Regions from separate parts of the Homo sapiens genome. Here region 2 is linked to region 1. A link is an interaction called in ENCODE POLR2A ChIA-PET data of the cell type or tissue named here. Cell type or tissue: Panc1. All regions are shown on one strand. Links, peaks and the distances in the headings refer to the core of each region. The heading gives the core; the rest is flanking DNA.

Evidence for each region. Peaks named below come from ENCODE experiments on the same cell type or tissue, not always from the same donor. Only the 100,000 strongest peaks of a DNase experiment are listed, where the experiment ranks them.
Region 2: POLR2A ChIA-PET joins it to region 1 with 15 read pairs; 2 of 35 experiments call an interaction of 5 or more read pairs at or near these places.

The regions. Positions count from the first base shown.
Region 1 is chr10:96,264,179-96,280,235 of GRCh38, forward strand. BLNK (B cell linker) reads right to left here and starts at 7,391. Exons shown (of 17, transcript NM_013314.4): 1 at 7,174-7,391. The coding sequence starts at 7,220. RefSeq lists enhancers at 2,697-3,896, 6,137-6,256, 6,287-6,336, 8,446-8,545, 9,032-9,081 and 1 more. In Panc1, for the core only: no CTCF peak of the experiment used is centred there; no DNase peak of the experiment used is centred there; H3K27me3 peaks cover 2,352 bases.
Region 2 is chr10:96,200,351-96,216,407 of GRCh38, forward strand. BLNK (B cell linker) reads right to left here. Exons shown (of 17, transcript NM_013314.4): 8 at 14,971-15,039; 9 at 9,488-9,557; 10 at 7,522-7,549; 11 at 6,661-6,703; 12 at 4,182-4,266; 13 at 3,707-3,738; 14 at 632-708. It also overlaps a transcript of ZNF518A not described here. Among named protein-coding and RNA genes, the nearest start is that of BLNK, 63 kb to the right of the region's middle. In Panc1, for the core only: no CTCF peak of the experiment used is centred there; no DNase peak of the experiment used is centred there; H3K27me3 peaks cover 1,108 bases.

The DNA.
Region 1 (16,057 bases), core at 3,211-11,210:
GAAGCAAGGTCACCCTCAAGAAGCAGAATGGCCCCAAGTCTGTGAGATTTAAGGGGGACCTGATGGAATGTAATCACCAATCCAGAGACACAGGGTGTCCAATGGGAGGCAGTAGCGGTACCTCTCTGACCTCCAATCTGCAGAGACGGAGTCTTGGTTAGGTGGACTTAAAAGGCCTCCTTAGTGAGGCTCTGTCTACAGTGGGCAAGAGCACCACAGCCCTGCAAGCCTGGGGGCAGGATTACCCAAGAGCCTTGAGCATCTGACATTACAAGAGACAGCGCTCTTCTGAGCACAGGACCCTGGGTCCTTCACATAGACCTCCTCTCATCATTCCTAATATGCAGAACAATCACACAAAGCGTTTCCTGAGATCCAGATTCAATCGAAACCAATTTAAAGAGTTATTTTGGAGGGGGGCGGGGAGACATAGAAATGCTTAATAGAGCTGGAAAAAAGTCTTTAATGAAAAAGATTGAACCCTTAAAGCCTACCCATCGGTTTCAAAAAAATATATACACACTGGCCACAGGGAGACCAGACAAGACAGGGTGAATCCTGCTCCAGAAACTCTCCCAGCTCATGGAAGGATTATTCCAAATACATGCCTCTTGGACACTGCCACAGAATTTTCATATATAACCAAGAAGATTAAAGGATGGACAAGCAAACGCATTTCATCTCTCCTCCACCAGCTGCTTTGTCTTTTATCCAATGTCCTTAGGCAACATATTCTGCTCTAGGATAAGCACAGTGTGTGCACCTCTGTCCAGAATTTGGCCTTATTATTATTATTATTTTTGAGACATGGTCTCATTCTTTCACCAGGCTGGAGTGCAGTGGCATGATCTTGGCTCGTTGCAGCCTCAACCTCCTGGGCGATCCTCCCATTTCAGCCTCCTAAGTAGCTGGGACTGCAGACGCATGCCACCACACCAGACTTATTTATTTATTTATTTATTTATTTATTTATTTATTTATTTTTGTAGAGATGGGTGTCTCATTATGTTGACCCGGCTGGTCTTGAACTTCTGGCTCCAAACAATCCTCCTGCCTCAGCCTCCCAAAGTGCTGGGATTGCAGGAATGACTCTCTACACCCAGCCAGAATTTGGCCATTGGATCAGACTCACAAGCCCTTGAACTTCTTAATGGCTGTGTTATGACATAATATGCTTTTTACCTCAACATTAAGAATTTCCACTCAAGATTTGCTCAGTCTACTTGAAGAAGTAGAAACAGACTATTTATTACAAGATGACCTTATGTCTGGAAATCTTTTCCTGCTCTCACTTTTCTACCCAGGAGAGAGCAACTTATAGCTCAATGGTGCATATAGTTCATGGGATCTAGTTTTGTTTGACACAACTTTTAAAAAGGAACATCAAATTGAAATGCAGGCCTAAGGATTTATTGCCCCTCCTCTAGGCAATCCCTCATCCAAACCATCCCAGACCGGAAACCCAGTGTGATCTGAGCAAAGACCACAACAATGGCAAAGATATGTATTGCCTATTCTGAACTTTAAATACACGTTGTCACTATAAGCAAATAGAAATGAATATTTGCTTATTGTTCTGAAGAGAACATGTCACTTAGTCTGAATCAGGGTTTCTCAACAGTGGCAATAGGGACATTTTGGGCCAGATGATTCTTTGTTGTGGAGACTGCCCTGTACAATGTAGGATGTTTAGCAGCATCCTTGGGGACTAACTACTAGTGTCTGTAACACTCCCCAGTTGTGACAACCAAATGTTCCCTTGGGGACAAAATTGCCCCTGATGGAGAACCATTGATTGAAATGATCCAGCTATGTCTTGCGGGAGGCTGGGGAAGGATGTTTCTGTGGAATCTATTAAGAAGCCAAAGAAAGCGAAGTGTTTTAATTTCCCTAGAACAAGCTATCCTTTAATTTTTCTCTCCCTTTTTTTCTTGCTCATGTAAGACCTTCTTTGAAAATGAACCAAGCTGATAAATTCTCCCAAGAACAGATGGGGTTAAATCACCTGTAGGGAGAAAACAAGAGATCGTCTGTAAATACATGCCTGAAGAGTTTGGCACCAGCCCAGTTCTTTTCAATCCAGTAATCTAGGAGGCAGGGCTGGAAAATAACTGTGATTTGGTCCTTGGAAACCTAATCAATTGTATCATAGTCCATTTGGAAACATGTTGTGTGAAGAGGAAGGTGTTGTTCAGCCATGGTACACAATCACTGGGTCCAGAAGAGAGGTTCCTCGGACATGTGGACTCTGGTTTAGGGTTTTCCTAGCACAGCCATGCCCAGAGTGGGTGAGGAAGTTGCCTTGAGTTTTCTTGGCTGATGACTCTGAAGTCCACTCGCACTAAGCCAGTTTCTGATAACGTGGCTCCCATGTGACTTGCCCACAGGGAGAAAGAACCCTTCTCAGCTGCTCTGGGTAGTCCATCCATTGGTGTGCCGCAAGATGGTCCAGTTAAGTGGCTTCTCATCCAGTGGGATGCAGGTAGGCAGTGTGAGGGGATGGGAAACCAGACGGTCCAGGAAGTGGATCTAATCTCCACCACTAGATGCTGTGCCTCCTGCCTGCAGCTCCCCTGAAGTTTGCCACCCCAGTTAAAAGGAGTTGGAACCACAAATATGAAGAGCAAGAGAGACAGCAAATGCCACTCAGCTTGGGTGGTTTGAGGTACTGGTGGTTGTGTTTGCTTTTTATTGACTTGGTATACTGACTAAGTGGCAAATACTCTTCTGGGAACTTCAGTCCATGTTGTCTCACTTGGTCTTCACACAAGCCTGTGAGGAAGGCATCTCTAGCTTCGTTTGGCAGCTGGGAAAACTGAGGTGTAGAGAAACTGAATGGCTTCAGCTAGTAACTGGCCATTAGAATCAGCCCTGTTGGGCCCCAATGGCATGGTCCTTCTAAATATATCAAGAAATATTTCCTGAGAGTCCTGAGATAAAATGGTAGCCTTTGAGAATGTAACATATGTCAAATGTGGTCTCTGTGCTTAAAGGATCACAGCATCAGAGCTGAGAGGGACTTTGGGAAATGTTCTCATTTTGTAGTTTGAACCAAACAAACATAGGGGACATGGGGGAGCTAATAACCTATCCGGGATGTTGTGGAAGAAAAGGAAAGAAAAGCCATATATGGAAGAGAAGAGCCATAAAGAAAACCTGCAGGGTGTGGTAGGTGAGTGGGTGTCAGCTGAGGTGAAGAGGGAAAGGTGAGTCAGTGTGAGGGCTGACGAGGATACCATCGACCAAAACAGGGAGGATCTGAGAGACAGCTAGTTGTGGAAAGGTGAAAAGAAGGTGAATTTGTTTCTGAAGAACTGAACCAGAAAAATCAAGGAAGTAAAAACTCCAGTTGAAAACTCCAAACCCTGAGAAGAGAAGGCATGTCTCAGAATCCATTAGAAAAGGTCTCAGTGAGACCCCTACCAGGAAGACCCAGACACCCACAGCAGGGTTCTGTCATGCTTAACATTATTAGTCACTTAGATGAACGCAGAGAAGGAATGTTTGTCACATCTGCAGTCCATGCAAAGCCAAGTGTCACAGATGTCAGAATCAATAGACAAAATAGTCAAAATAGTCAGAAAGAAGAAAAGGAACCAACATGAAACTTATCAGGGATCAATGGAAAGTCCCTGTTTATTTTCAGAAAATCAATTACACAACTATAGAATTAGAATAACAACAGTAATGATATTAATAGCTACTATTTTGAAAGTCCTATAATCACTATGTGCCAGTTGCTTCACAGAAAAATTTATTTAAACCTTACAATAGCCCTACAACATTGGTACTGTTATTATTATCTTTATCTTACAGGTGAGGAAACCAAGGAGATTAGGCAATCTTGCCTAAAATCACACAAATCTTGATTTTTCTAATGGAAAAATGCCATACTCTTTAATCAATAAGATAACTGGGGAGACCCGATTTGACCACACTTGTGTCAAAGACCTTTTCTAGTTGTAAAAATGAGCAGGTATGTGTTTGTTTATGCTACAAAGAAAAATACACAAGCACAGATGATGAATCAATTGGGAGGTTATTAAAAACTAAACATTTCATTTTCAAGTTAGTTTTACTAATTTGAAAAGGGATATTTGCAAAGTGATTCAGGATTGTAAATTTTGAAATGTTCCCCTAGAAAGGTGAAATTTTTATGATCATAGGAATGTTTACTGTGGAACGATTGAAACCCAGCTCTAGCCAGGTTTCTGATCATAACTTTACCTTATACAATTAAGGGAAAATCATGGCTAGGAATCAACTAAAAGACCCTAAGTGTCTATGGACTCCTACTGACAGAGAAGCCTACTTTAGCAGGCCTCGGTGGGAGCAAAGACATGAGAATCTGTGCTCACACCTCTCTGTGGTCACAAGCAACTTAGCCATCTCACCTATCTCTATTCTTATACAGCAGAAACTCTCAAGGTGATGACCCATCCCCACTGGGTTCATCCAGAACATTCCCTTTCTTCTTCATTTTGAGAATTCCTTGTCTCCTTCCAATCCTGCATGCCCTCCTTTCCTTGGATGACTCTGCTTCCCCTCTCCTCCTAGTAATTCCTTCTGCTCCACTCTCTTTTCAGTCCTGGGAATATACTCCCTGGATCAAGGTCATTCCTTTCAGTCCTTTGGATGGACACTCACTGTCCTTCTATTTTTGTGGCTAAGAATTTGAGCAAATTCTCACCTAAGCCTAAGAGTATAAACATAACTGTCCACTTTTATGGTCATCTGGTGCCAAATAATTACATGGTTAATCAACCTTCAGAATTGATGTCAACCAGTCAGGACAGAGGACACAAATCACAGGAGGCAAGTATTTCATCTATTGACTCCTCACCATCCTATCTATCTAATTATGGAAAAGAGTTAAGATGGTGCTTCGAGCCCATTGAGTTTACAATTTCATTTCTTTGAAAAGTTCCACGTCAACAGTACATTTTACCACAACAGGATGATTCTATAAAGACAACTGAGTAATCAAGTGGAAAAAAAGTTACTTTTATGTAAGCAGATGAGTGTAGTGTATGATTATCCATGGTATAATTTTGGTTTTCTATCCCATAATCTATGGTTGTATATTGCCCATCAACTACTCTGTGATCAAGCTGGACTTTGTCCCAAAGGGAGGAATCATAAAATGATTTAAGTTCTAGCACCTTTACTTAAATTCCCACCTGGATTCCCTGAAAGAGAATGCATTTCTGTATAGTTCTACATTATGGAATATGTCTGAAAACAAAAAAAAAAAAACATTTGGAATCCTCCTGTTCATTCAGAGGAAGGTGCCTAGTTAGTTTCTTTGCCATGTCTTTCTGCCCTCTCTTTCCCTCTTCCTTCTCACTGCCATGTCCCAAGTCCAGGCCTACAACCCTGGATGCTTGGGTTACTTAAGCGCTCCTCCCTCCCACCAGATCCCTGCCTCCAGTGTCCCTCCCACTCCAACGCATCCTACCAGGCTCCTTTAAGCCTACTGTCATGACATTGCTAACAGCTAACAGCATAACCTGTTCTCCAACTCCCTATGGTCAGGGCACTCACCATCCTTTGCAACCTGGACCCACCTTATTTGTCCAATCATACCAGGACCTTCAGGTCCCACATTCCCTACTCTTTAGTTTCTGCTGGACAGAAAACTCTCCTCACTATCCCACAAATGGACCGTACTTGTGTTAAGCTTTGAGTGACAGCCTCTGTATTTCCTCCCTCCCAGCACATAACATGTTTCCTCCAATTCTCCAGTATTTTATAATTTTACCCACCTCTCAAAGCCTACCTCTTAAAAGTATCTTCTCTATGAAACCTCCTCCTGCTACTCTAAGTCTCTTCTTACATTCCTTCTGTCGCTTACAGCTTCCATTGTATCACCCCCGCCCCTCATGAGGGTGTAGCTATTTGAGACCAAGGGCAAGAATGAGGTGCCTTCTTGTCCCGTCAGTGCTGATCACACAGCAGCACTCAACAGCATGTTCTTGAAATGGTTGAACACAGCTGATGTTGCCTACTGATCCCAGATCATTGATGCATTTCACATTACCTTTTACCAAGCACCTCCTAGGCATAAGACCTGTATTCTACTGTGAAGGGTTGTCCCTCTGCCAATCCAGACTTTCTCTTAAATATTGTCTCAAAAGCTTCAATTCTCTGGCTCATTGTTATCTGTGATTACTTGTCTGCTACATGTGTCACATCACCCCCTGAACATTTGGCTAAGTTCTAATATGTAGTCAGAATAGAAAACACTCCCTGAACAGAGGGGAACATCACACACCGGGGCCTGTCAAGGTGGGGGACTAGGGGAGGGAGAGAATTAGGAGAAATACCTAATGTAGATGACAGGTCGATGGGTGCAGCAAACCACCATGGGATGTGTATACCTATGTAACAAACCTGCACCTTCTGCACATGTACCCCAGAACTTAAAAGTATAATAAAAAAAAAAAACTGTTAAAAAATGTGAAAAAAAAACTGCACTCCCAGAACTTTAAAAGTTCCAGTCTCTGAAAGCCATGATGCCATTACAATGAGACAAAAAGAAGACCTTCAAAAGCAAAATTTGGGGAAGTTGTCTTTTCCATAGCTCCTTGACTCACGCCCATGGGGCCGCTTCTGGTTTATTCTTTTTGAGAGGCTTGTTATGGATATTGTTACATTGACATGAGGGCATTGGAAAGACAGATCTAATCCCCCCAAACACACTTGTCATATACACCCACAAAATAAATGAGACAATAAAACAATGAATAACAAATGATTACAGCTATCCTTAAAATTAAATAGTAACCTGCAATAAAATGGGTGAGGACTCAGTTTAGAGAAACCCTTCCTTAGAAAAGTTGGTTGCATTCAGATTCTAAAAGTTGACCTTCAGTAGAATCTAAGCCCTTGGCATTTGTTTTATTATCTTTCCAGAGCTTTACACTTTATTGTAAGAGGCAGCTAAAGCAAGTCTCTCTTGTTCCTACACATTTCTTTAAGAACTCAGTTCACTTCCCTATAGCAAGTGCCACCCAATGCTTTCCCTAAAAGCTCAGTCCACTTCCCTATAGTAAGTGCCACCCACTGGAAACTAGCAAAGCATTCCAGGATTTCAGTATTTCTGAGATGCCATAAGAGCACTGGGGGGAAAAAAAGGAGATGAAGAAGGGTATTGGGTGGGGAAAATCTTACCTCAACTTCTGACTGGCGGGGACGGTTATTTTATTAAGCTTGTCCATTCTGTTTGGTAATTGTAAGAGACACGAATAACTGTCCAGTGGTCACGTCAGCAGTTCCTGGCCCTCCTAGGGAGCAGCATGGTAAGCCTCTGGTCTCAAGGGTTCCGGCCACTCAAGTCTGATTTCTGAGAGTGCAGGCTGCTGGCAAACACCCCTGCTCTAGGGAGAAGTAAAACTTGCCCGAGCACATAGTCAAGTTTCATGTTTCTACATAATCATGTGATCTGGATAGCCAGCCAGCTTGGTGATTACTCCACTTTGTGTAAACTTTAATAATGAAACCTATTGGGCAGGCAAATTTCTTTCCAGCTGCTTTCTTTTACAATCAGATTTGTAACCAGGTTAGGACAAGTTTCTGGCTGGTCACTACTTCCTGTTTGTCCCAAACACATATAGTCTGTTTCCAGCAGGTGCATGCTATAACTGGGAACTTCCTGGGCTCAAGGAAAAGCAGAGTAATCAAGTCCATCTGAACCTCTCTTGGAGACTTTCTGCTTATTTGCATAAAGTTATGGATAAGCTTTTTCTACTTATAGAACCATTATATAAAAATGGCATTTTTGTGCTTTTTCCTACCCCCCGATGCGGGCAATACGTTTAAAAATAAATATCAGGTTGTCAGTGGCATGGTGGTAACAGTTTACTCAGAGAATTAGAGTATCTCTTTTTCTGGAGCTCTATTTAAAATGGGATGGGCAATTCTCTGTTCATCTGGGGGTAGGGATGGATGACTCAGGAAAGGGGAGATGAACTCTATCGTCAGATGTGCAGCCTCCTTATTGCCTGATAGAGTCAGGAGTTACCTCGCCGATAGCCAGATGCTTTCAAACAAACCAGGATGTACCCAAAAGTCAGATGAGAACAAATCTAACAGTTTCACAACAATGCAATTCCTACATCAGGCCATTCTGAAGTCCTAAAAGCAGAATGCCATTCCCCTCCTTGCATTTGCCTCTTTCTGTCCTGTCCACCACTTGCTCATCACACCCAGTGACACGCCAGACACGAGGCCATCTCAAGGTCAGACAGGTGGGGTGAGGCTGGGAGGAGGGAGCCATACCTGTAGGGGCTGAACCTATTCAGAGAACTCTACTTCCCTCCTGGAAGACTTTATATTTCCTTCTGCCTAATCTGAAAAATGCTGATTTACCTGTTGTTTAAAGAGCAGCCCGCAGTCCAGGGTCAAGGAGGAAGAAAATGGGAGGGAAGTGACCTTTTGTACCTGGACACACTTTTCTGCAGCCATTGAGAATGCCCTGCTCACCCTTGTGGAATAAAGTACACGTTTCCAACATTTATCAAGGGAACCAGTCTTCTCCTGGGTCAGAATACACAGCAGGACAAAGTAAAGAGCTCTCAGTTACCTCTCCTGTTGCAGACCCAAGATCTGGCTGAAGACAGTGGGGAAAGAGGAGAAGACAGAAGAGGAGAAGGAGGTGGAGGAAGAGGAGGAGGAGGAGGAGGAAGAAGCGGAGGAGGAGGAGGAAGAAGAAGCGGAGGAGGAGGAGACAGAGGAGGAGGGGGAGAAGGAACAGCGGCAGTGGTAGAGGTGGAAACCGTGGATGGATTTCTTCCCTCCTGTGCCTCTTCTTTGCACAAATGGATGTTCTGTCTTTTTCCAGGTAACCTTGATTATTCACATTCATCACTGCCTATGAATTTCTGGTTTGACCAGATGTTTAGGAGCAGAATCTTCAGAGCTGTTGAAGGGTGGGGCCCTTCTGCTTGGCCAGGACACTGACTTGGCCAGGCCAGCAAGAGAGCAGACAATGTTGCATGAGAAAAATGCAAGTGCTTGTCTCCTGCCATCATTCATTTTCCCCAATCTGGCTGCTCAATTTTCTTGCAGTGCATCCTGAAGGAGCTCTAGACCCTGCCTCCTCCTCTCCCATAGTTCCTAACTGAAAGAAACAAGTAGACTAGGATGGTAAAGGCACATACAATGTCATCAAAGATCAGGAAATTCAGGCTTCACTGAATGAAATGATAATAGTCAGCTCGTTCTTTCTGAATTATTGTAAAATGCACCCCATAAGTCACTTGACTTTTCTCTCCACCAACAACTTTGCTCAACACCTGGCTGACAACTTCATATTTCCCCAGAGAAAAAGACCAGAGGCAAAGGTTACACTTCTGCTTTTTCTTTTTACAGCCACTGGTCTTTCTTCTTTTTACTGTATTTAGTCTAACATGATGAAAATGAGAGACTGTGTTTCCAGACTGGACATTTTACCCCATGTGAAATACAGTGTGACAGCCTAATGTTCCAGGCCTGCCACAACTGCTTTGGCTTCTAAGTTGCTCCATGACTAAATGAAAATTTTAAATTATTTGACTCTAATTTTGAAGTGGGGAAAACCTGTTTTTTTTTTTTTTTTTTTTTTTTTTTTTTGAGACGGAGTCTTGCTGTCACCCAGGCTGGAGTGCAGTGGCACGATCTTGACTCACTGCAAGCTCCGCCTCCTGAGTTCACACCATTCTCCTGCCTCAGCTTCCTGAGTAGCTGGGACTACAGGCACCCGCCACCATGCCTGGCTAATTTTTTGTATTTTTTAGTAGAGACAAGGTTTCACCGTGTTAGCCAGGATGGTCTCGATCTCCTGACCTCGTGATCCGCCCGCCTCGGCCTCCCAAAGTGCTGGGATTACAGATGTGAGCCACCACACCTGGCCGGGGAAAACCTTTTTAAGCAAAACACAAAAAGGAAAAACAGTGGTAAATCTAGATACATATAAATTTAAACTTTTATGTGACAAATGCACCATAAATGAAAGTCAAAATACAAATGACAGGCCCCATAACTGGATTACCAAAAAGGTTAATGCAAAGATGGAAACTGATGATACCAAGCCTTAGTTGGTAACTTATAAAAGGAATGAAACCACACAACGTGGTTCCACAGCGCACACAGAACGATATACCATGATAAGCCTTTAAGGTCGGTCTACATAGCACAGTGGACATGGAAATTAATGAATCACTAGATTCACAGATGAGAAATTGACAATCCCAACCTTAAAGAAAATTTGGAGTGCCTATACACTGTTGCTAAAAGTATAAGGTGCAATGGTTTGGAAACAGTTTGGTATTTTCCAATAAATTTGATGGCATGCATACCTATGACCCAGCATGGATCACAGATATTGCGGAGCACTCCTAACTCTGTATATCAAAGCATGTGCTAGAATTTTCACTGAAGCACCATTTCTTTTCTTTTCTTCTTCTTCTTTTTTTTTTTTAAGATGGAGTCGCACTCTGTTGCTCAGGCTGGAGTGCAATGGTGCGATCTTGGCTCACTGCAACCTCCGCCTCCCAGGTTCAAGCAATTCTCCTGTCTCAGCCCCCCTGTAGCTGGGAATAGAGTTGCATGCCACCATGTCTGGCTAAGTTTTGTATTTTTAGTAGAAACGGGGTTTCACCATATTGGTCAGGCTGGTCTCGAACTCCTGACCTCAGGTGATCCACCCACCTCAGCCTCCCAAAGTGCTGGGATTATAGGCATGAGCCACCACGTCCGACCTAGCCACCAAGCCCAGCCACCATTTCTAATAGGGGAAAAAAATGGCCCTGGAAATAACCCAGTTGTCCATCAACTGGAGAACAACTAAATTAATTGTGACATATTTTCATAATGGAGTACTATTCAACAGTGAAAATGAGTGAACCCCAGTTGCATCAGTATGGATAAATAACAAAAATAATTTGAGCAATAAAGGCAAGCTAAAGAAGTGTATGATCCCTTTTATATTAAGGTTAAAGACATGTAAAACTAAGTAATATGTTATTTAGGATAAGTACATCTATGGTAAAACCAAGCAAGGGAATGAAAAATGAATAAGTCACCAGGGAGCAGGATTGGAGCGAAGGGACATGCAGGGCTTCCAAGCAATTGTAGTATATTTCTTAAGTTGAATGGTGGGTATAAGTGTTCATTTTATTGTTATTCTTTATATCTTATACATATTGTAGGTATTATATATTTAACACAAATTTTAAAAGATCTGATCTATCTTTGAACTTGTGTTGTAATAACAACAAAAAAAAAAAAAAAAAAAAAAGAAAGAAAAAATATCTGGTCTAGAATTATGGGGCAAAGTCAAGATAGCATGCCTAAACCTAAGTCAGATGGTGGTGATCCACCATCTCTGTGAGATGATGAGACTTGAGAACAAGAAGACGGATTGTACTGCTTCTTGGGGTTGAGACCCCACCAGCCCTGGTTTCTCTTGGGCTCTTTGCCTTGCATCTGTGGATGACAACTACAACACCATGTTTACTGAATGCTTTCTGTGTTTCCTTTACTATGATGACATTCATTTTACATGTGAAAAAATTGATTCTGAGAGAGGCTAAGTAAACCGGTCTAAAGTTACACCACTCATCAATGGAAAAGCTGGGACTCAAACCCCAGTCTGTTTCCATAGTCTAAGCTACTAATCATAGACTCTGCCACTGCAAGAGAGATTTTCTGTGATTCAGCAGACAGGCCTGCTCTGGCATCAGGCACCAACTTAACCATGACCTTGGGCAAGTCTTTTAGTCTCCCTCACCTCAACTTCTTACCTCTAGAGCAAGGGATTCAAAGGGGCTGGGGCTCCATCTGACTTGGAATCTGGACATTGCCAATGTGCACAGAAACCGGTTAGTGCCAGTGGAAACATTCTCAGAGCTTTTAGAAGAGAAGTCTTGAATTCTCTTTACTAGACTGCTTCCCAAAGAAGTGCTCAGTGGCTGTGGCAGTTTACAGTGCCTTGGAGGGAGTCCAAGTCCTCACTGGGACTGGAAAGTCAGGCACAGTTCACTCTCTTCTCTGCTACCCACACACTGATGGCTTTTCCCTTGCCAGGGCCAGTTTAGGCAAACTGCCACAGGAAGTTGGCAAGGTGTGATGTTGGTGCTATGCAGTCTGGTTCTATGCAGAACTATAACCTGTTTCCAAGAGGCTCAGCTTCACAACAACTCCATGGGGGCAAAGGGTACTATGGTCATTCCCATTTTATGATGTGAAGTCTGATCCTCAGAAGGGTGACAAAACTTACTCAAGGCCACCCATCTTCTTGACATCAGAGCTAGGGCCTTTAGCCCCCAAACCATTCACCCTCCTTTCCTTTCTTGTGCTGGCCCCCTTTCTCAGGGTTGGGACAGGGATGCATCCTGCAGCAATCACAGACCCAGTAGCTTTCCCACGCATGCGGGCCAAAGTGGCAGGAGCTTGCGGATGGACAGGCCCGTGCCTGGTTTTCTCAGCCAGTGCCAGTGAAGAGCCAGAGGGAAAAAGGCTGGGAGGAAGCTAAGGAGCCTGGGTAAACCAGTGGAGGAAAACAGCGGAAGAGACTAGGGAAAGGCAAAGACAGACAAGGAAGCGTGGCAGATGCTGGCAGTGGTTTTTCTGTTCTTTTTTGTGGAGACAAGGAAGAAAGAAGGAAGAAGAAAAGACATCTGAGACTTGAGCAAATGGGCAAAGGCCCTTTTAGGCTCAAGGCTTTATTTCTGTGAGACAAATTGGTTCCCTATTTTATCTGTTCAGTAAACTCAACATTCTATACATCAGATTGGCATGGAGTGGGCATCTGTTTTATCAGGAGAATGACTCAGATGAAAACATCGTTTACTCATTGCATCCAGCCCAGCCTCTATTGGCAAGAACATTACAATAGCCTAATATTGGGATGGACAACTCCTGGCCTATGTGTCATCTTTACCTCCTCCCTTGCCTTCTGTCCTCAGAGCCAATCTGCCAAGATTCTCCTTGGAAATATTTCCACATTTACCCTGCTGTCACTATAGCCCAGGCCCCCACTTGGTTCACTGATCAGCCTCTTGCTACTTCTCAGTAGTGAGATCCACCCCCAATCTCATCCCCATGCCTCCAGCTACTGACCTTTCTTAAGGACCTCAGAGGAATTTCCTTTCTTCTAGAACCAAGTACCAATGTCATTCATGCCTCACTGTGACTGAGTCTCCTTGATGGTCCATCTTATTCCTCACTAATTCCCAGCAGGTGACCATCCCTTTAGCCAGACGGGTCATCAAACACTCTTTTCTCCTCATCAGTCACATGGCCCAGCCGCTAGTCAGAACCACCACCCAGAAGTGAAGAAGCAGATACACAAGGCCTTAGGAAATCAGGAGTCCAGGTAATTTCCATCAGTCAGGGCCATTATGGAGCCAAAGAGCAGGCAAGGGTGGAGAGGCAGTTTTCGGTCCAAGGAATGGGTGTATCAGAGATGTGGAAAGCTGAGATAACACTCATGGCCTCCAAGAGGTGAGGGTCTATGATATGGTTTGTTTGTGTCTCCACCAAAATCTCAACTTGAATTATATCTCTCAGAATTCCCATGTGTTGTGGGTGAGACCCAGGGGAAAGTAACTGAATCATGGGAGCTAGTCTTTCCCGTGCTATTCTTGCGGTAGGGAATAAGTCTCACTAGATTTGATGGGTTTATCAGGGGTTTCCACTTTGGCTTCTTCCTCATTCTCTCTTGCTGCTGCCATGTAAGAAGTGCCTTTCACCCTCTGCCATTATTATGAGACCTCCCCAGCCATGTGGAATTATAAGTTAAATTAAACCTCCTTTTCTTCCCAGTCTCAGGTATGTCTTTTCAGCAGTGTAAAAATGGACTAATACACTCTGTCTGCCCTATGTCCTCAGTAGCAAATGCTGTGGCTGTTGATTGTCATTTTCTGTTACCTTTTATCTGATGAAGCTTGACTAGTCTCCCAGTCTTTCTACTTAGGCAGTCCATCTGGATTCAAAGGGTCCCCAAACAAAAGCAGAGCAGACTTGAGCAAATATTTTATGTTCTTAAATATTCCATTGTCTCCAATTCAATATATATTTGTGATCCCAATCCCATCATAAAGATATCATAAAGATTTCCCTTATCTCCAATTCAATGTATAAATTTAATGTGATCCCAATAAAAATACCAAGAGGATCCTCTCCCTCCTCCCAAGCCAGATCTAGACAACTTGGTTCTAATGCTTCTTTATAAAAATAAACAAGCAAGAATAGCCAAGAAACCCTTGAAAAAGAAAAACAAGGAATGGGAAGGGACTAGCCTTCCTAGACATTAAAGTACAGTATGAAGCCTCTCTAATAAAAACAGCGTGGTATTGCTGCATGACCAATGGAAGTAATGAGAAAATATGTAGATAAATAGAAGATTATAAGCAAATTAAGTATATTATGAATGTGGCATATCTAATGGGGAAAAATAGGCTTTTCAATAAACAGTACAATTGCACAGCCATTGGGAAAAGTACAAAACTTAGATTCATACCTCAAATCATTTGCAAGAGTGAACTCCCAATGGATCAAAAATCTAAATGTAAAACATGAAGCCATAATATACCTGAAGAAAACACAGTTAAATTTCTTTATAAACTTATCTATGATTTAAAATCTAGAACTAATAAAAGAAAATCTTAATAAATTTAACCTGAGAAACATAAAAATTTTTTCATAGCAAAAAACACCATAAGCAGTATCAAAAGATAAAAGATAAATTGGGAGTCAAGAGTTGCATCATATATCACAGAACCAAAGGCTAATATCTCCTTAATAGGTAGAGATCCTAAACTTTGAGATAAAAAAAAAAAAAAACCAACTAGACAAAAAGTGGGCAAAACCATGAACATGAAAGGCAGGAGGCCTTTAAATGGATGAAAAGTATGCTTAACCACACTCCTATTAAGAGAAAGATTATTATAATCATGCTGAAGAAATATTTCAGATAAGCAAAAATCTAAAAGTCTGATGATGCTGTTGTTAAGGCTGTGAGGAAAAGACACCCTTTGCTTGCAAAATGTTGTACTCCCCTAGGAGGGGATTTGGCAATGAGGTAGGAGGTGGGGCTTGGACACCAGACCAAATTGAGGACTGTATAAAACAAGTCAGGCTGGAAGCACCTCCCATGTCAGTTTACCATTGCCATGGCAACACCCAGAAGTTACCACCCTTTTCTCTGGCAATGACCTGACAACCTGGAAGTTACCACCCTTTTCCTAGAAATTTCTGCATTAAACTACCCCTTAATTTGCATCTAATTAAAAGTGGATATAAATATGAGTGTAGCTCTGCCTCTCAGCCGCTACTCTGTGCACACCGTCTATAAGTAGTCCTGCTCTGCAAGGAGCAGTGCTTCTGCTGCTGCTGTAGGCTGCCGCTTCAATACAAGTTGCTGTTTAACACTATTGCTGGCCCTTGAATTCTTTCCTGGACAAAGCCAAGGACCCTCTGGAGCTAAGCCCCGATTTTGGGCTTGTCTGTCCTACATCAGCAATACCTAATAAAATTACTTGAATTTACCTTATGACCCAAGCAACCTCAATTCTAGGAACCTATCCTGAAGATACACCTACATATGCAACATCTGCACACATTTATTGCAGTTTTATTGGCAATAGCAAAAGATCAGAAACACCTAAATGTCTAGCAATGGGAGACTGGTTGAATACATTTTGTGTATTCACACACACACATACACAGGCACTTGTTATTGCAACAATAAACACCGGAAGGGTAAATCAGAAGCTAATGAAAGTAGTCACTCATGGGAGGCAGAAGGGAGCTGGAAATAGTGGGGACGTGATAGGGATTAGATAGATTCTCTGGATCTATCTTTTTTTTTTTTTTTTTGAGACAGAGTCTCATTTGTCACTCTGGCTGGAGTGCATCAGGCTCACAGCAGCCTCAACCTCCTGGGTTCAAGTGATCTTCCTACCTCAGTGCCCGAGTAGCTGGGACCACAGGCAGACACCACCATGCCCAGCTACTAGTTTGTGATTTTTGTAGAGATTGGGTCTCACCACACTGCCCAGGCTGGTCTCAAATT
Region 2 (16,057 bases), core at 3,217-11,216, 64 kb before region 1:
TTTCATTTGGCCTTAGCTAGGTTCCTGAATTATTTCTTTCTTTCTCCTAAATAAGTAATAATCCCCCTTTCCATTGTGCTCTTATTGCTCTTACTTTGTGGAGTGCTTTACAATTTCCAAAGCATTTTTACAAATATTATTTTATTTGATTCTTGCAAGAAAGGATATATGCCTTCTTTGAAGGCAAGAAGGACACATGCTATTATCCGTATTTTACATTTTTACATATATTTGTATGGAAACTTAGAAAGACTTGCCCAAGGGCACACAGAGTCCTTTCTCTGTCCCTTTATAAACTGTGCTGTCTTATATGTGATTTAATATCATCAGCCTCTACAGATCTATTTGGAGGAAATTACAAAGTTTAAATAAAATCTATGTGAGAGGAAGAATAATGAAAACACATTTCCTTGCTAGTTTTGAGGAAACATTAACTGGAGCAATGTCTTAGTCATTGAAAAAAAACAACAACTGGGTATTCTGTCCCTATTACCAAATGACAGTTCACATAATGATGTAAAATACAGTCTCTGTTCTCAAGGTTCACTCCAAATGTCTTCTTCTCAGAAGACATGCTCTTTCCTGCAGTTTCCTGGTAACAATTTAGTGACATCAAGAGTTCATTTCATACCTGTTCTGAAATAGTGGAATTAGATGAAAAGCTGGGTAGGGGCCCATCCACAGTTGGGTTTCCCCCTTCTGTAAATCCTGAAAGGGATCAGAAAAGTCCTTCAATTAATCTTCATATTTCTTGAACTCTTTCTATGCCTATCCCCTAACACTGTACTAGGTGCTGCCAGGGACACATCCACCAAAAAAAATCCTTAAGGCAATGGTTCCAAAAGTGTGGTCCAAGGACCCCTGGAAATCTCGAAAATCCTTTCAGGTGGTTCAAGAGGTCTTTTCTTTTTGAATTACCTATCACTATGAAACCCAATTTTCCTCATGTAGTTCCACCAGAAAAACATTGCAACAGATGAAATGTAGAAACAGAGATGAGAATCCAGCAGTCTCTGTTATGTTGCAGTAACATACATTAAAGAGATTTACAAAATGTAAACTAATGCCACTCTTTTCCCTAAATTGTTTTTGTTTGGAAAATATAGTTATTTTTCATAAAAATATTATTTATGTTAACATGTAATGAGTTTAATATTATTTTTAAATGGATTAATAAATGTTTTAAATGTCTCAGTTTTAATTCTTAAAATACTAGGTATCAATAGAAACATGTAAACCAAAGCTCTTTGGGTCTACAATTATTTTAAGAGTGTTAAAGTGGTTCTGAGACCAAAATGTCTGAGAATTGCTGACTTCAGGCATCAACTCCCTCAAAGAGTTTACAGTCTAAATGTGGAAACATGTGAAATACGAAAAAGACTTATCTGCATTCATTCATTCATTCATTCATTCATTCATTCTTGTTTCTCTGCCATGGATCAAAGGCATTGGGGATATACAGCAGTTAACAAAACAGCAAAATGCCCTGCTCTCCTGGAACTTAAATTTTAATGGATTGAGATGGGCAATAAAGACATAAGTAAAAAATATATATATAATGTTAGAGGGTCATAAATGCTATGAAGAAAAATAAATCAGGAAAGGAAGAATATGTGGGTGAGATCTGCAGGTGGAGAGGGAGGAGGCACTGGACATCCCAGGAAAGAATGTCCCGGGTAGAGGGAGCTGTGAAGGCAAGGCCTGGCATATCTAAGGAATAGCAAGGGTGCCACTGTGCCTGGAGTACAGTAAGAAAAGGGGAGAAGAGTAAGAGATACAGTCAGACAGGAGGCAATGAAGGGACCAGATTTATAGGACTTGGTGGACCCTTAACATGACTCAAGAGCTGTAATGAACATGATAAGGGAAGCTTTTGGAGGGTTTTGAACAGGGGGGTAACATGATCTGCCTATGTTTTAACAGGGTCATTCCAGCTGCTGGGCTGGAAACAGAGGGTGGCAACAGCAGAGTGGGGGAGGCCAGTTCGGTGTTCTTGCAGGAGATGACAGTGACTTGGACAGATCACAGCAGTGGAAGCAGTGAGAGTGGTTGGATTCTGGATCTATTTTGAAGGAATAGCTGGAAGGTGTGTGAAGAAAGCAAGTGAGAAGTCAAGGGTGACTCTAAGGTTTTTGACAACAGCAACCAGAGTTGTCCTTTATTAAGATGGGGAAATCTGCAGGAGAAAGAATTCTGGATAAACTAAGTGCTTCAGATAATAGTGCCCTGGATGTTTAGAGAAGGCAGCCACCATTGTAAGAGGAGGGGGCAGTGAGGGCTTGGCAGGCCCAACAAAGATGGGCCAAAAGGAAGGATGTATTCTAATAGGAGGGGAACAGCACTCCCAGGTGAGAGCAGCAAAGGTGAGTGAGTGAACAGACTTTCCCTAGGTGCACAGTGCAGGGCAGTTTGTGGTTTCTGCAGTTCTGGCAGTTGGAAGAGTACCCATGGCTAATATTTTCTGACACCCGAATGTGCTAGGCCTATTCTGTTTTCAACATGCGTGCATCTCGTCCTTTCACCAGCTCTTTGTGGAATGAGCTATTATGCCCATTTTATAGAACAGGCCTTCTCAGACCATCCTGTCTACAGCAGCAGCCCTCCCTGCCTCCGTTACTCTCTGCCACCCACCCCTGCTGCTGCGCTGTATTTTTCTTTATAGCACTTCAGCATTTACCTGATATGATATTATTTGTGCGTTTATTTTTACTCTCTGTCTCCTTCAGTAGAATATAAGTTTCATGAGGACAGGGTCTTTATTTGTTTCGTTCATCCTTGTATCTCCTGTGCCTAGAACAATGCCTGGCACACGGCATATGGTCACTAACAACTGAATGAATGACTTGGTTTGAAAAACGGTAAAAGGTATAATAAACCTTTTTAAATAATGAAAAATAAATTTCTGTAGCCAAATCATTTTCACTTTGTGTTGTCAGAATTTTTTTTAAAAACTAGTAAAAGTTTCATTTATTTAAGATGAATATTATTAAAAATTTAAAAAGCCAATTTATGTTTAGTAAAAAAAATGCATAAAAATTTTGCATGTGGACAATTACTGTTTATTTAAATGGATTTAAGCTTTATTATTTTGGAATATATCCCAAATTATCTATGTAAAGCAGAGTTTTTTTCTTCCTTTTTTTCCCACATTGAGTTGCAGGCAAATTAAGGTTTGGGCAGTTACGTTCTGTGAGCCTGACTTATCCGATTCATATATTTTTAGGGTGATGTTTGCCTTGGAAAAATTATCCAGATATTTGCCGTATCTTCTTTTTAAGGTACCTTTTGTAGACATATTTTGTGATCTTTAAAATATATTTTGACTTAATTTAAATCGGTATTATTTGTTTAGAACCAAACACTATAGCTGGTGCTTCCCATATGTTGTTTTACTTGATCTTATTATTTTGAAAACAGCTGTATTGTTTTTGTAAAAAAAAAAAAAGTTAAAAAAGGATGCATGATCAGTAAAATATTAAATCGCTACTAAAAAAAGTAAAAATTGCCTCAAATATATTTACTTTTCAAAACAACTCTGTGAAATAAACATTCTTGGCCCCATTTTACAGGTAAGGAAACAAGTGGGAGAAGATGCCAGGATAACGCAGCTGGAAGCGACAGTGCTGTGTTAGAACCCAGGCCTATCAGACTCTAGGATCCAGCCTCGACCACTCCCTGATACACTACATGGCTTCGTTGTACTTACTTGGCAGAGGTATGGGTTTTTGGTGGATTTGTCTGCAAGAAAGAATTTCAGATAATTAAAGGACAAAGCACAATATGAGTAAGTTTGACTTTTTGTTTACACTGATGATGCTGTGAACAGGCACATCACAAATAAATCAATACAAATGGCCAATAAAATGTATCTAAAGATAAAAGAGCCACCAAAACCTTAAAGATAAGTAAGACTCTTCCTTTTAGTTTTGAAAAAGGAGGAAATCTTGACTAAAGTATTGTATTTTAGTCAAGTTCAATAATTAACCCAATTAGTAGGTCTCTGCAACTCTACACAGTTATTTTAAAGTTGCTCAACACCTTTTAACACGTAACTGCAAAACAATGAAATGTTGGATTTTTACCTAGCACTGCAAGTCAGTGTCACTGTGCAGTGAAACAATGCACATGTTAATTCCTGCAGCAACAAGAGGAAACTGATCTTTAAAGGAAAGGATTCTTACTTCTGGGCAGGAGGAAACACTGGTGACTGCACAGCTTCTTGTCTGTGACTTGACCCTCGGTGGCGTTCAGCAGGTATAGGTTTTTCTGGATCAGGAAAATTATCATATTAGGATTAGAGTGAAATGTCTGTCCTCATCCCAAAACCCAGCAACATCAGCTGAGAAGAACCAAATTTGATCAGAAGTCTTCCCGGGAACATGTCTTAGTTACTGAGATGTCATGGATCTGTGCACTTGCCAGTCTGTTGATGTGGTTGTGCTATGAGGACCAGGACTCCCTCCCAGCAGTGTTACAGGTACATCCTACCACCTCTGCATTCATCCACTGGCAATGTACATAGAGACTGAACCCACGGGCCCTGAAACTTTAAGTGTGTGAGTATAGGTGGAAGCCAGAAGATGAGAACATTTTAGCCACCCTCTAAACAACTCACCCTCTACTTGCCATGTGGCCTCCACACAGGTGGAGACAACACCCTGGTGGGTCTTGATTAGTCATAAGACGTGGTATAAGCAGTGTGTTACTGATAAGAGGCACACTACTGAGTTCATAAATGATCTCTTTTTGCAAAATTAATTGGATCAAATTCAAGGTTATCCCTATAATAATGTAAATCTCACTTGCATTTCAGTGTTTTCCTGAGCAGAAGAGGAAAGGGTGGGAAATGAGCATAAACCTGAAGTGTAAGAAATTTATGTTGAAGCCCATAGTGAACTCTACTGCTGAACCATTAATAAATGTGATCACACATTATTTTAATACTTTACTCTCCCTCAAATTTGTCGTTGGGGGGTGGGGTGTGTTAAAATCTTGGTATGTTCATGTGTGAGTCTGCATGGAAGAAAGGCTGAGAACTACAGAAACCCCAAAGAAATAAAAGTAGTAAGAACTCAAAGATTCAAATAAATGGTAAGATAGACGTCAGGGTTTCTTACCATTCAGTGGTGCACTAAAGCTTGGAAACCTTGAACCTCTGAAGATTGTATTTTGAATTTGTGGCAAGCTACTTCAAACCTCTATGTTAGATGTTTTGCTCATGACATTAAAACTTGGTAATTTCAGAAGGAGAAACAATGAACACCTTAGGTCTTGCCAGCCTATAAGCTTTGACTACACCTGCTCTGCCTCCGCCATCCTGATTCCTTCCTAGGCTAGTAGAGGCCACTCACTCACTTTGCATTTGGATGGTAATTGCCTATGCTCTTGAAATAAATAACAAAGGAGGGGGCATGCCTGGCAGGCTCCTGTACTGGGAACCCTTTGAGAATGAGGACACCTAAGCAGCAGTGGACATGCCTTGGGCCCTGCTTCTTTCCTGGATTTTGGAGGCTCTTGTAGCCATGAAGTCTGCACAGGTTGTACTTACTTCCTACAGATGCTCAGAGCTCCTGAAGTCACTATCACTCCACAACCTGGACTCAGCAGGTCTGAGAGGCTGCAAGGAATGGAAGTACAGAAAAGACAAAAGCCTCAAAGGGAAGGCAGAAGAAAGCAATACAGCAGAAAAGGGGTGATGCCTCAGAAATAGCCTAGGGAAGCAAGATATGGGAGACAGGATGAAAAAACCTAATGGCGTCATTAAAGCAGAGAGGTGAGTTGTAGTGCATGCTCAGAAAAGATCCACTGTCCATCATCAGAGAAAGGAGAGTGCTTTATGTAGATATACGCACATCAACTCAGGGAAGAGGGAGAATACTCACTACATTTTTAACCCTGGGTATCTTCAAGTATGGAATTAAATGGGTACAGGGCATGAACTTCTATATAATGTTTTAAGTGCTGATATTATAGATGATTCTTCTATTTTTTTCCGGTAATTTCCAAACACAATTTTTTTTAACATGAGCAGTTTCTAAAAATATATATAAGATTTTTGAGTGATGATAAAGGAAGAAATTCTAAATTACTCAGGAGGCTGAGGCAGAAAGACAACTTGAGCCCAGGAATTTGAAGCTGCAGTGAGCTATAATTATGCACCACTGCACTCCAGTCTGGGCTACAAAGTGAGACCCTAACTCAAAAAAAAAAAAAAAAAGGAAGAAAAGCAATTGAAGATGTACTAAGAAGACAGACAATTGAACTTTGAAAACATTATCTTGAAAACTTAGCAAAAGAACTTGTTCAAATAAACAGATTTTTAAAGTTTTCATTACTTTAAGTAAGCTATTAGTTCTAAAACATGTGAATGGCTCTACGTTAGTTTTCACATTTATGTAAGGTCCTAGCACTATTGCCTGGCAAGTCATATCTGTCTGCCAAAAGGCAGGTTTTTGCATGCATTCTGTAGCCTACTCTAAACATGCTGAGGTTCTGAGCTAGTTTTGCTGTTCATTGCTCATTGCAAAAACTATTTTGTTTAGAAAATTGAGTTTCATGTTTACAATTGCCCCAAAAATAATGTAATAAATGTGTACATACAAATCCTTAATAAAATAACTTTTAGAGGACATGCTCATCCTTCAAAATAATAGATTTTACCTTCACAAACACTTGAAGCATTCTGTTGAGAGGCAACTGGAGTCTATGTAAAAGAAAAAAAGGCAAGGTTATTCAATATAGCAGAATGTGGAAATAAATGTCAGAGCAATATTATTAAAATAAATATTTTGGCAGCACTTTTCTTTGATGCATTGCTATTCTTTCAATCACAACAACAATTACAAACCCACAGTCCCTAGCCCAACCTTTGCATTAAGCAACAAACAGCCAGAAGTGTCCTATGAAGGAGCAATGTCACTGTGGTGGAGAAACCTCCCTGCCTTGTCAACAGGGTTGATGGAAATCATGACCCCCCCAGCAGCTGCCACATAGTAACCCATGTACAGCAGGCATCTGGCATCTGCTTTGGTCTCATGACCCCCCCCTTCTGTGTGTTTGCTAAATGATTGTAAATGTCAGGCTTCACAGTAGGGACTAGGTCCAGGTGGGCTCCCTTATGTAGTGTTGTGGCCCAGGTTCACCATGTTCTGGCCAGAATCTGAGTTTAGTGAGGCCTATGTGTGCCTGATACACAATGGTCTACCATTAGCTGTGGTGGGGAGTGGACACAGACGCTTCCTGTGGAGAGGGCAGGGAACCTGGCTGCCCCTCTGATCTGCTGCGCACACTCAGTGAAGCTGCTGGGATCAAGTGAGGATGAGCTCCTTCTATGCTCCAGGGAGGAGCATCCTCCCTGGCTACCTGAGGATTTGAAGCTTCTCTTGGACTGCTTGGGCAGCAACTTCAGTTGCTAAGATTGCTGTGTTCACCATAGCTGGAAGCATTTTCAACTTTAAATAAATGGATAAGAATAAACACTGCAGGAAATATGAAGCACTTTTAAATGCAAAATTAACTTACTGTCTTCAGTGGTGTCGTTGGTTTTTTCCTGGGGAATAAAAAGAGATGAGCTTTGTTAAAACACAACGAAGACAAAATGGAGCTATTTACCATTATTTTAGTCTCAAATTTAAGCTAGAATTATGAAAGCGATACAAGTGTGTAGAAGACTATCCTTGCAGGGTGGAGAGGGATGGAAGTGGGATTTAGTTATGATCCTCCTAGGCTCAGATGGAGTCTGCTGACAGATGGGGAAGGGGTCAACTGGGGATAAAGTAGGGCACCAGTCCGGCAGAACTGGACTCTTGCACCAGTTGCACTAATTACTTGGCGGGTGACCTTGGGCCTCTTTGTCTTGAGTGTGAGGTTAGATTCCTCACCTGTCAATTGAGGACCAGGATCAGTATTTTCAGTGTTTCTGTGGAGCCCCCTCTTCCCCAACAGCTCCCTGTGGGGGTTACTGTCCAGGACAGAGGGTAGAGGTAAGAGGGTGGTCCAGCAGGTGAGGTTGCAGCTGCACTTGCCCACTCCAGCTTCCTCCCTGTCTCTAGGGACTATTCTCCACTGTCTTCTGTGCAGGCTTTCTTTCAGAGAGATCCGAAACCAAAACAAGTTTGAAAACCACTGATGTGTGGTCCTGAAGGTACTTGCCTGCACTAACATTCTAGTTTGCAAAATGATTCAGGTGCTGGAGCTTCTGAAAGTCGGGGTGTCTTGTGGAACACTGTAAGTCAATGAACTCAAGATTCCAATAGAGACTGGAGTCTAATATTGGTAAGGTTGTATGCTCCTTTTCTGTGTGTTAAATTTCTTAATTTAAAAACCCTCACCATATCTCTCTCTCGCTTTGTTTTCGGCTGAGAGCTGAAGTGTGGGGGAAGAACACTAAGAATTCCTGAGCACCTGTAAGATGCCTGGCACTGGGTTAGGCTCCTCAGGTGCTATTTAAACCTTACAGTGACATTTTAAGGTGAGGAAACTGAGGCTCAGAGAGACGAAGTAGTTTGCCCAAAGTGATACAGCTGAACTAAGAGAGACGTATGCAGAGTTTTGGTTAATAAACCTTCAACATGGAGGCTTTCTTTGGTTTACACAGAGACAGAAATAAGATTAGAGCCATTCAGGCCAGCTTTAGACATATTTAAATTTGCTTTCCAAATAACCTGTTGAGCCAACATAATTTTACGGGGTGACGTTTGTAATATTAACACATTACAATCGTCACCTGACTGTTTACAAAGCCCTTCTAAATTCAATAAGAAAGAATGACTGTCACTTTCGAGAGGAACTTCAGTCGTATGGCTTTGAGGGAGTGCCCTGGTATGACCAGCACATAGTATATATCTACACACTTATTTACAGACCATAAAACTGAGCAGCAGTAAGTAAAGACAAAACCTGCTAGAGGCTCTGAAAATGATTCAGGTGCTGGAGCTTCTGAAAGTCAGGGTGTCTTGTGGAACACTGTAAGTTAGTGAACTCAAGACTTAACTAAAACTTCACAGGAGGAAATACTTCTAGATTTATTTATTTATTTATTTATTTATTCATTTATTTATTTATTTGAGATGGAGTCTTGCTCTGTTGCCCAGGCTGGAGTGCAGTGCTGTGATCTCAGCTCACTGCAACCTGCAGAGGTTCAAGTGATCCTCCTGCCTCAGCCTCCCAAGTAGCTGGGATTACAGGTGTGTGCCACCACGCCTGGCTAATTTTTGTATTTTTAGTAGAGACGGGGTTTCGCCATGTTGGCCAGGCTGGTCTTGAACTCCTGGCTTCAAGTGAGCTGCCCGCCTTGGCCTCCCAAAGTGCTGGGATGACAGGCCTGAGCCACCATGCCTGGCTCATTTGATGTTAGCAGGGCTCCTTACTCTTGGTCCAAGTTGCAGCCTGCCATGGGGAGAACTTCTAATGAAGTCAACAGGGCAGTGGGGTATCACCATCCTCACTCCCCAGATCTCAAAAGCTGCTTCCTGCAACAGGTACTTACCCGGCCCGTGGCAACGGGGATGGTGCAGCTGGTGGAGGTGACTTGGTTTCCCAGGCCCCACTGTTTCGACCTGCACAAACATATACACTACTCAGTCCCCAAGTCCTGAGCCGGGGGCTGATGCTCACACTGAGGCTGGCCTCTCTGGCAGGCTCAGAAATATTTGCACATACTGTGTTGCTTTCAGTTAAGCACATATAGGTAGTTATATTGAAGCTATTAAGGAAAACTTGTGGGCAAAGGTGATGACACATTTTAAAAGTGTCAGTGTATAAGCTCAGAGCTGGGATGGGGGTTAGGGACTCCACCTTAACATTTCTAAAGGACCTTCTCCTTACCCGCCCCCTGCCCCATGGGGCAAGTCCTGAGCCCACTGATTCTGAGGACTCAGTGAGGACCCCCACAGAGGTCCTTCAGGAAGGGAGCCAACAGCTCACACCTACATCTGTGCACACTGCACAAATGTGCACGGCAGAGGTGCCCAGAGACAGAGGCTCCAACCCACCACTCCTGACACAGACCTCAGACAGTGCTCCTTTATAAGCACACTTAAATACGGTAAATGCCTCTAACTTCACATTCAGAGGATATTTACTCACTCATCTCTGAGTTTTCAAGGGCTTTCGCCGACAGGTTTTCCTTAATGGACAAATTGAGACAAGTGCAGGCTGCTGCCCAAATCTCATCTTCTCAAGTCATAGAAGGGACCCGAAGGGTCTTGTCCCCTGCACCCAACCTCCCTTCCTGTACCTGAAGATAGATGCCAGACAATCGTTATGAGGGAGGAAGTGAAAGAGAAGCAGGATGGATCTTCACTGTGGGACAGAGGGCAGGCCAGGAGGGGAGAGGCCAGAGCTGAGCCAGCCCCCTCAGCATCCCCTAGCTGCCTCAGACATGATGCTCACCTGCTTGGACACCATTGCTCAGTGAGACCAAGGGGTCTCTTCATGAGGCTCTTCATTAACTTAACTGAACTGAATAAATGTTTTCTTAAGAACTTACTACACATACAAGTCCACAATTCCGTTTTTTTTTTTTTTTTTTTTTTTGAGACAGGGTCTTGTTCTGTCACCCAGGCTGGAGTGCAGTGGGGAGATCACAGCTTACTGGAGGCTTCAAACTCCTGGACTCAAGTGATCCTCCCCACTAAGTAGCTCCTGAGTAGCTGGGACTACAGGCATGCACCACCACACCTGGCTAATTTTTTGTCCAGATGAGATTTTGCCATGTTGCCCAGGCTGGCCTTGAACTCCTGGACTCAATCCATCCACCTGCCTTGGTCTCCCAAAGTGCTGGGATTACAGGAATGAGCCACGGTGCCTGGCCTATAATTCCTAATGGATTTATAGGGCATACTCTGTAAGTACAGGCTGGACCTGCTGCCCTCAGTCTGTACTTTCTTAGTTTATGAGATAGAGCACAGATAAGCACACATTGAAATAATAATCCATTACCAAGGATTATTGAGGACTTGGTACATGTAAAGCACATGAAGGCACTGTGTTAGGGGCCGAGGAAGAGGTGAAGAAGCAGACATAGGCCTCTGCCCTCTCAGAATTTATAACAGGGAAGATACATGCACCCTCCATATCATCTCATCCAAACACAGACAAGAAAAAGAAAAGGCCTCAAAAAGTATTGAAATAGAGTTCAGGAAGTTCCTTCCCATGTATGTCACTGGAGAGAGGCTCCCAGGCTTCTACTCAGAGCCCACTGACTCTTTTCCTAAACCCTCAAGGATGGGAGCAACAGCAAAGAGTGGGTGGTGTGGATTGTACCTGGAAGCCTTCCCCAGCACCCTGGGAAGCAATGCCCCCTCCATGACAGCTGTCTTCCACGGTACCTGAACTGGGTCTGATTTTTTGAAACATTTTGGAAAAGAGATTGCGTTTGGAATGTTTACATTTCATGTGACAACATGAAAACAATAAACTGAAATGTCACCTGAATGTGTAGTAGGAGTCTCCCTGTGTTTAAGTAACTGGTGTATCAAATTGAATACTTAAGACTGACACTGTTAAAGTACCCTTGACTGCAATAGAATTTGATGGAAGATCTCAGGGAAGTGGAACAAAATCTTGTATGAAAAATAAGGAAGTAGAAAGAAGGTCTAAGTCTGAATTTCATCCCAGGGGTTTTCCCTCTTCTGAAATGTTAAGGGCTCCTTTGGCCACTATATTATCTTTGTCAGACCTTCCTCCTGGCTTTTCTACTATGCTTCCTTTTCTTGCATATCTCAGAATAGTCTGCCAAAACCTTCCTTTTCCTTTCCTTCCCTATAAATAACTTCTGACAATCAGAGGACAGCATGATTGTCATGGTGGAACACTGTCACGGAGGACACTGGTGGAAAGCCTATGGTCTTGCCTCAGGAAGACAGAGTTCTAGGGAAGGATGGAGCATGACTCTTCATGGGTCACTGGCCCATGAAACAATATTGTTCCCTGATAATATCTGCCAGAATGGTCATGGATCAAGGCAGGTTGAACAAGGGATTCTGAATAATAACAATAATAATAACAAAGCACTAGCATTTTATGAGTGCAAGTCATCTATATTGAGTCACTTAATTCTCATGGTATCTACTCATGATACCCCTAGGCATAGGTGCCATTTTTTCAGAGGAAGAAACTAAGAAACAGAGATGACTTCACTTGTTCAAAGTCCGGCACCTAGCAAATGTCAGAGCCAGGACCTAAACCTCTGGCTTTGGAGTCGGCTAAATCCATTCTACTGGCTTCTCAAGCACAGCGGGGACGGCAGGGGCTGTCACTGCACCAGATTTACTATATCACCCTCGGCAGGCACCTTATTGGCTATCAAAGGACCAAGAGCAATATTGACCAGAGGAAACTGATGTGGTGTGGTGCTTTGACAGAAACACCAACTAGGCACCTGATGGACACTTTTGTGATGCCCACTGGGGGACTATCTGAAGCCTTTAAAGGGGAATGGATGGTTATTCAAAGACACAGGCTAGTAGTCTGATCATTTCTTTTGTAAAAATAATCTCTGAAGGTTCCACTGTTTGCACACTCGGAAACCCACTCGGACTGTTTAGGCTTGTCCCTTCAAAATTATTTCACTTCTTCCCCCTTCCTGTAGGTACTCCCACCTGTATGTGATAATCACATAACCAGGACATTATTTTCTTGTTTAGATTTGCTTTCTTCATCTGATGACCCTAGTATTAAAATACAGCTATACCAGGTTAATAGCAAACTTATGAGTAATAAATCCAGCTGGCTAAAGCCCTGTTGGTGATTCTTTAAATATTTAATACAACCAGTGTTTGAGGACTCATTCACCCTCTCAACCAACTGACCCCTCCACAGTCTCGGCACCTCCCCTGAGCCAGATCCTGGGGTAGGCCCTGGAAACAGCTGTGAGCAAATAAAGACAGAAATCTCAGGGCATGTGCAGGGCACTAGAGGGATCTGTCCCAGCTTGGGGCCAGGTAAAGCCTCCTGAGCAATGACATTGAAGGCAAGGTCTCCAAGGAGCTTGCAATGTACTTAGGAAGCGATTAGACTGAGACACAAAGTAATTAGGGAATAAGTACGGGCTAAGTGTAAGGGGGAAGAGACTTCCTGCAAAGGAGAGCTCTCTGAGGGCTACAGAAACCAGAGGAGTCTTCCTGGAGGTGGAGGCCTCAAGCTGGGCCTTGAAGGATGAGTAGGATTAGGTGTCCTAAAAGTGAGAACACAAAGACCAAGAAGCAAGACCCGTGACATACAGGCTGATTGGAGTACTGGGTGTGTTTTAGGAAGAGGAGGTGCTTGTAAGGCAGTGTGTTTTAGGAAGAGGAGGTCCTTGTAAGGCAAGTAGAGCTTTGTAAGAGGTAAACACCAGATATTAGTAATCTATTTCTCTAAAGGAGGGTTGAGGTCTTCATTTATTTATTTGTTAAAGGTTTTCTATTCCAGTAACAACAGCCCTCATCCTGAGTTATCGGGAGTTAGGAGTCTCCATTTCTGCTGGGGCCTAAGCAACCTGGTCACGATGTTTTAGATTGGCATGTTTGACCTTTGTCTCTCCAGAGGGTAAGATGAGCTGGCTAAGATGGCTCTGAGCTCCACTCCCCACTTATAAAGCGCTTGTGGGTTCTGAGGAGAGGTTAAGTAAAACCAGAACTTGTGAAGAAAGTGAATAATTTCACAAGAAATGAGTCCAGGAAAAGATTTTTAAAATACTCGACTGTTCTTTCATTTTCTGTGAAGGAGCCTGTCTCTGGAAGCAGAGCTCAGCCTCTCAATGACTTGTGTTCAGCTCTGTGAGAGAAGAGAGTGTGTGTGTATGAATGTGTGTGTGTGTGTGCACACGCGCATATGTGTGCCTAGGGGAGAGGGACAAGGGGAGAGAGGGAGAGGAAATGCCTGTGAGAATGCTGGAGAGCAGGCTCCTACACCTCTCTGTGCTGTTAATGGGGGTCATGGGCACCCCTCAGTGTCTTGGGCTCAGCCTTGGGGGTTGCCAAAACCTATAGGAGCAACCAGGAACATTCATGGTTTGGGGGTAGGGGTGACATGGCAAAGACTAGCTTTGTGGTGAGATGAAACTGGTAACATCTGGAGGAGTTCAGCGGCTCAGTCCTTGTCGCTGAGGAGAGAGCCAAGAGGCAGGGGTATGGCTGCTGGACAAGAAGGTGCAAGGTGGCTGAGTAAAGAAAGCCCAGACTAGGGTGGTCACAGCTAAAATGGAACAGCAAATTCAGGAGAAAAAAAAGCAGGATTTGGAGCATGTGGCCTGGAGGCTCTACGCATTGAGAAACAGGGGTGCCCGCAGGGGAGGGAGGAGTGAGTTTAGAGTCCTGTGTGGGAGCATCAAGGTGTTCAGAAGGGAAGTCAGGTTGGGGTTGGATGCCAGGGAGTTACCAGTGTAGACTTGAGACATGAATCCAGATTAATCGATGAACGCTACAGAAGTGAAAAATCATTCTCTCTCCTCAGCACTTAGTGTGTACCAGGCACTCATTAAGAGTTTCGCATTCACATTTGCAGAATTCTCCTGTCACAGAGTAGGGGCTATGAGCACCATTTACAGAAAAGAAAATCTGATGCTTGGAGAGGTGAAGTACAAGCCCAAGGTGGCATAGCTGGTAACGGGGCACACTGGGGTTCCAACCGAGGTCTGTCTGGCTCAAAACCAAGCTTGTAACCATCATGATGTTCTGAAAGAACTGTGGGTTGAGGGCTGAGGGCTAAATTCCGGGACCCCCTCAGTCAAGGAAGGGGACACAGAGAAGCCAGCAAGGTGCCCAGGAAGGTAGGGTGAAAACCAGAACTTGTCTAGCAGATGCCAAAAGGCCTGGGGAAATGGCCACTTCCACACACGTGCCACCAGACAGTGCATGAGGATGAGGACTGGCCTTCTGTTCCCAATATTAAGACATTTGGAAATACAAGTGATTACTCTTCATAGTTGATCTGTTTTTCTTATTTGAAATAGACGTAAAACCAAACCAAATCACACATACACTTTACCTGAAGCTGTTCCTGGAGGAGAGGCGGGCGTTGAGGAATTTGGCTTGGTTGATCTATTCACCATGGGAGCTTAAACACAGAAATGTGTGTGTATATATATATATATATATACATAAAACCATTACAGATACATGCCATTGAGGAAAATTCACACTCAGGGAAAAATGATGACCAGACCAGAGAATTTGCAAAGAATGGGAGACACCCTTATTAGACACACAAACCAATAAAAGAAGTCTTCTTAGAAGAAACATCTTTAGAATGGGAATATCAATGACAGATTCATAATTTGATATATTATTATTTGATTATTTGATGATAGAGATCTTGTTAAAGTGAATAATGGCTTTGAATTTCATTTGCCAAGTGGGAGGTCTAAGAGATAAAGGAGTTTTATTGTTTTTGTTTTTCATCAAGAGTGTATTGAACCCCTTACTGGAGGGGCCCAATTAATAGCTCCACCTCCCCTACCAGATGCAATACACACCATTGCTCTGGGATTTCATGGGTTTTTTTCTGTTCTTTTTTGTTTTTTTAAAGAGGGGTTGGTAAGGAGGGAATGTGTATTTGTTCTTTTGTGGTAATGGGTGGCTTGGGAATTCAGGTGGGTCTTGAAGCTGTTGGTGATAGGTACGGAGTACGGGAGAGGGTTGCTACATGATGGCGGACTGAAACCTGAATATGGCTACCATGGAGTTGAGAGTAGTAGATGAGTAATGTTACCTGAAGAGGTATCACTTGTACTGGATCATATTCTCCATAGTGACTATATTCAGAGTAAACATACCCTGTTTCCATGCCTAATCTTATGTAGCACTGGCTTTTTAAGGTAATTCATTGGTCATAGCATTTGTTGTTCTGTGAAGGGTTTACGGATGAAATGTTTCATAGGCTTATCATACTACTAAATTTAAAGAACCAGGACTCAGGGCATATTTCACTCTTTCATTTTTTCACTCCTCTGCAGAAACTGTTCTTGGTGCAATGTTTACAAGGCCAACATGGTGGCTTGTGACATTGTATTAGGTTTTATGAGAAATCCATTTGAAGCGAGGGCAGCTGAAGAGAACTACCCAGGTGCTTTCAT